Linked DNA regions of Homo sapiens: region 1 is linked to region 2. A link is a loop called in an ENCODE intact Hi-C map of the cell type or tissue named here. Cell type or tissue: Caco-2. All regions are shown on one strand. Region 1 overlaps ZBTB34 (zinc finger and BTB domain containing 34). Region 2 overlaps RALGPS1 (Ral GEF with PH domain and SH3 binding motif 1).

Evidence for each region. A loop is a pair of places that touch in the nucleus more often than their neighbours do. Peaks named below come from ENCODE experiments on the same cell type or tissue, not always from the same donor. Only the 100,000 strongest peaks of a DNase experiment are listed, where the experiment ranks them.
Region 1: a loop joins it to region 2, with 4 times the contacts of the local background. A loop is called at or near these places in 1 of 110 quality-filtered maps.

The regions. Positions count from the first base shown.
Region 1 is chr9:126,883,978-126,886,477 of GRCh38, forward strand. It overlaps ZBTB34 (zinc finger and BTB domain containing 34), which reads left to right. Exons shown (of 2, transcript NM_001099270.4): 2 at 1-1,901. Among named protein-coding and RNA genes, the nearest start is that of ZBTB34, 25 kb to the left of the region's middle. RefSeq lists enhancers at 1-173, 2,411-2,500. In Caco-2, no CTCF peak of the experiment used is centred here; a DNase peak (open chromatin) is centred at 1,364.
Region 2 is chr9:126,939,540-126,942,039 of GRCh38, forward strand. All of the region lies in intron 1 of RALGPS1 (Ral GEF with PH domain and SH3 binding motif 1), which reads left to right. Among named protein-coding and RNA genes, the nearest start is that of RALGPS1, 26 kb to the left of the region's middle. In Caco-2, a CTCF peak has its summit at 1,259 (motif pointing right); DNase peaks (open chromatin) are centred at 532 and 1,242; H3K4me3 peaks cover 529 bases.

The DNA.
Region 1 (2,500 bases), 56 kb before region 2:
CTGTGTAACTCCTTAGAGCAACTCTTTTTGGAAAGCAAAGTCCCTATTTCTGTACAGTTTTAGGTTAGGTGTTTCATTTATAACAGATGCAGAAATCAATTAAGATAAAGTGATATGTGAAGAAATCTTTTACAGTAAAATATATCCTGAATTCATATAGGCTTGTTCATAATTGAGTCTCTTCTTGAGCTACCTTTTCAATATTAGACAATGTGAAGACAGTGACAGCGTCCTTTTCTAGAGATATTTAGCCTGTTATTACAAACTGTGAAGACAAAGAATTTTATACTTTTACTAATGTTTGTGGTTTTAAACAGTTATTTTCATTCTAATCAGTTCTCTACCCTCTAATTTCTACTAAAGCTGTAAATACATTTAGAAATTATATTTGTAAATACAGTATATGGAGACAAGTTAATTTTTTGGTCAGTGGAAAAAGCCTCCCAACCAATTGGCCCTGCCTTGGCAGTTGTGTTTTTTGTTGTTGTTGTTGTTGTTTTAGTTTAGTTTTTTTTTTTAAACAGCAGAAAGGATACTGTCGGTTCACTGTTGAGCAGAATATACTGTAGAACGAAAATGATAATTTTTAAATCTTCCAGAGCATGAGTAAATGTCTTTTCTAATGATAGCAAATATAACCAACTCTTTGTTTTTCCCTTAGCCCAGACCATATAGACCTGCGTATTTTGTGTGTGGTTTTGTTTTTATTTTTGTTCTTACAGCCTAGACCCTAGGAAAAATTTGCAGGAACACGAAACAAGGGCTGGGGGGAAAATCATCTATGTGAATGAGCTTTACTTTAAAGAGATCAATGTATTTTATTTTATCAACTTTTTCTCTTAGTTACTGTGATTTTTGTTGTTGTTGTCCTCGTTATTGTTAAATTCTGTAATGGTTTCCTGTGAAGCCTCCACTGAAAGGGACTCAAATATGCAACACCTAAACTATTTTCCAAGGGCACATGCCCCTTGAATGGTGCTTCTAGACTGGTCAGGGTTATTTATTAAATTTTATATATGAAAGTATTGGGGAATTATGTAAATTCTTTATATGAAACTATCTAGTTCATAAATCATAGATTTCATATTACTCAGTGCAACTGAACTAAAAGTTCAGAAAAGTCATTCACATTGTTCCAAATTTGTAATGGTTGTCACATGTCACATGCGTCTTTTTCAGTAAGTGCCAGAGTGTTCCCACTGTTTCTGCCCAGTGCTTGACTTCTCGGCCCGGAAGAGAACCTGCTTTCTCTGGTTTCCTTCCTGAGTCTGGCACAGACGGGGCTATTGTAGTTCTTGATCAAGTCCTGGAGTCAGCCTTGCCTGGCTCTCCTTGTAGCAGATTCAGTCCACAGACCTCTTGCTGCCCCTCAGTGACAAGTATGCTGTGAATTCAACCTTTGGACTTGCTGCCCAAGCCTTTGGTTGCTGCCCTGACTATTGTAAGAGGTAAACTTACCTGGTTTGTTTGAGAATGACCATTTTCCTAATGTGAAAACCATCTCTCTCACCACTTTTATTAGTAGGGCTAACATTTTTTTCCGTTATAAATGGTTGAGCAATTTGAATGACTTAACACAGTGTCATTATCTTGCAATATAAACTGGTAACCTCACAACTCCACACTTCATCACCATATGAAGTAAATGAAGCTAGCTAAGCGGATGCTGTATCAACTAGTAACTTGCCATTAAGGATTATTTTATAGCATGAATTTAAGACTATTTATTCAAATGATATTTTACTCTTGTATTCACTTTGTTTTAGATTTGTGACATGAATATTTCAGTGCTGCTTAATTTTGTTCTGAATTCTTGTTTCTTGCTTGTAAATGGCTTTTTTATGGTATAAATAAAGTCAATGGACATTGCTGTTTGTAAATAAAAATGCTGCTAGAGCAAATGTGCTGTGGTCTCCCTCTGCGTGGGCCCCCTGAGCTTCGGTGAGTGTCAGTGGCTCTGACAAACATCTGCAGTGTCATAGTTTCTGTAATCACTGTTTTTGAAAGGTGAGGGTTTCCTAAGAAGCTCTTGTGCCACCATCGTGCTGAAAAGAAGAGAAAGAAGCGAGTATATTTCTGACCTCTTGTGTGGCGACTGAATTGTCGGCCTCGGTCTGCACCCAGGCACCCCCAGAACAAATCGTGAATCCCTGCCCCTCGCGCCTGCAGAGAATATCTCTTGCTCAGTCGTCCACAAAGGGTGGGGTTGCCCAGGCTCTTCTGTCTCCACTCAGCCAGTTAACTCCCCCTCCTCCTCCAGGTTCCAGCCCAGGGACCCCTCTTCCCACCAGCAGCCCTCCAGGTCAGGCCCCTCTAACATAGCATTTGTTGAACTGTGTTCCTGCTCTTTGGAGCACCTATTTCAGTTTGTAATAGGATATTCATTAGCGAGATGATTCAGTTAGTATTTCTGCCTCTAACCTGGAGGCGCCCTGACAGCAGGGATTACAAACTCTTTTCTCTCCCTCAAGTATCCTCAGCACAGGACCCGGCACCACAG
Region 2 (2,500 bases):
CTATTAGTTAATCCTTACCACAGCCACATGAGATGGGTACAATCCTGTATGCCCACTTTACAGAAGGGGAAATAGAAGCCAAGAGGCACTTGCCACATAGGTGGTAGATGGCAGAGCAGGATTCAAACCCAGGACAGTTGGACTTCCAAGTCCTGTCCCTCTCTGAGAGTGAGTGAGACAGACATAGAGGGTGAATGGGATAGACATGACCCTCGCTTTACAGAGCTCTTATGGTTGAGCAGGGAGCAGCCGCATTGGCATGTCAGAGTGACAAGCGTTGCGGAGGGCTAAGCAGAGAGCCTGCAGAGGAAGGCCATGGACCCAGGCTGGAGGCCTGTTGGGTGGAGGGGAAGGAAACAGTATTCTAGGTAGAGTCCTCTGCGATCAAAGTCACTTCCTGCTCACCTAAGGGATACGTTTCATTCGCCTCTGGGCTTCAGCGAGGAGGTACTAGTTCAGTCGTCTGTGTACAAGCTATTAATGATTAATAATTTGAGTGCAGGGGTGTGGCTACTCATCCAAGCCAGTGTTCTGGGATCTTATCTCCCAGGCACTCCCATTGAGGCTGACCCCTCCTTTTCCAAGCAACCTGTGCCCTGAGGTCCTGTCACACTTCTTTACCATGTGCAAATAGCCTGGGTTATGAATCTGTGCTGCCCAGCCCGCCTCTCACTCCACTTCTGTTGAGTGAGTGAGTACATTCAGATGTCGTGTTGGACTGTTCCATTGCACAGTTAGAAATAAAGAAATGAAGCATCATTATAAACCTATGATTGAAAGTCCAAGCCACGTAAATTCTGCTACGATCCTGCCACCTGCCACCCCAACATACTGAATAGTGTTTATGTTTGTGTACTTTTCTTCAGTCCCTGTCCATTGGGCAGGTGTATGTATATATATAATTTTTTTTTTTTTTTTGAGATGGAGTCTCGCTCTGTTGCCTAGGCTGGAGTGCAGTGGCGCGATCTTGGCTCACTGCAAGCTCTGCCTCCCGGGTTCACGCCATTCTCCTGCCTCAGCCTCCTGAGTAGCCGGGACTACAAGCCGCCCGCCACCATGCCCAGCTAATTTTTTTGTATTTGTAGTAGAGGTGGGGTTTTGTCGTGTTAGCCAGGACGGTCTCGATCTCCTGACCTCGTGATCCGTCGAACAGGTATATTCTTATGCTGTTGTGTACAAAAGTGCATCTTGTCTCTTGCTTTCTCGGCATGGTTGTATGAAATTGAGTAGTTAGGTGATTGGCCACCAGGTGGTGCTGCAGCACCAGGCACCAGACCCGAACCTGGGAACCGCTGTCTTTAAATACCCAGCTCTGAGCCATCCTTGTCTGTGTAAGTTCATTTTCAGTTTTTTCCTCTAGGTGCTGTGCTGCTCATAAATGTTTTCCATACCTATTTCAAAAGAAACCAGAAAATATTGAAGTGTACAGAAATAGAAAGTAAAAGTGCCATACAATAATGCCATTAAGAGGCAGTGATATTAACAGTTTAGTGAATATCCTTCTATACTTCTATATGTGTGTTCACATGTGTTATAAAGATTTTAAAACATGTTCAAGTGTCATTTTCTCAGTGAGGACTTCTCATATACGCCCCCCCCCTTTAAAATTATGACTTCGTCTAGTTGTGGGGGGGGGTTGTTGGGGAAGGAGGGATGATTAATGGATTCAAAGATAGGAAGAAGATTGGATAAGATCTAGTATTTGATAGCACAACAGGGTGATTGTAGTCAATAATAATTTAATTGTACATTTAAAAATAACAAAAGGAGTATAACTGGATTGTTTGTAACACAAAGGATAAGTGCTTGAGGTGACAGATATTCCATTTACCCTGATGTGATTATTACACATTGTATACCTGTATCAAAATATCCCATATACCCCATAAATATATGCACCTGCTGTGTACCTGCAAAAATTAAAAATAAGTGTAAAAAAAAGAGAAAATTATGACCTGTCTCCCACCCTGCCTACTTTTCTCTGCTTTACTTTTTTCTTTATCACTTACCATGAGCTGGCAAGCCTTGTCTTTTGCTGAATGATTTACTTAGTGTCTGTTTCCCCCACTAGAATATACTGGGGGTTTTGGGTTTTTTCTTCACTGCTCTATCCCTAGCATCTAGGACAGTGCTTGATATATACTAGCTTTTCAGGAAATAGTTATTGAATGAAAGCATGAAAGTGAGTGTGCCCTGAGTTTATGGACATTGCTCTCTGTCAGGAAGTATTGATCTCCCTCACCTTTTTATCTACCACTTAGTATCCCATTGAATGGATGTGTTCTAACTGTCTTTACTGTGGTTTTCAAGTGTTTTCCTGGCTTTTTTGTAGCCAGTGTTACAGTCAGTAGCTTTCCTGGAACATATACTCTCTGGTTATCTATTTGATGATTTCCTTGCTTTGTTTGAACTCTGGGCTTAGTGCTTTACAAAAAATAGCTCATATTAATCCTCACACCAACCCTCTAAGAAAGATGCTGCTCTTAGTTTCTCCTTTTCA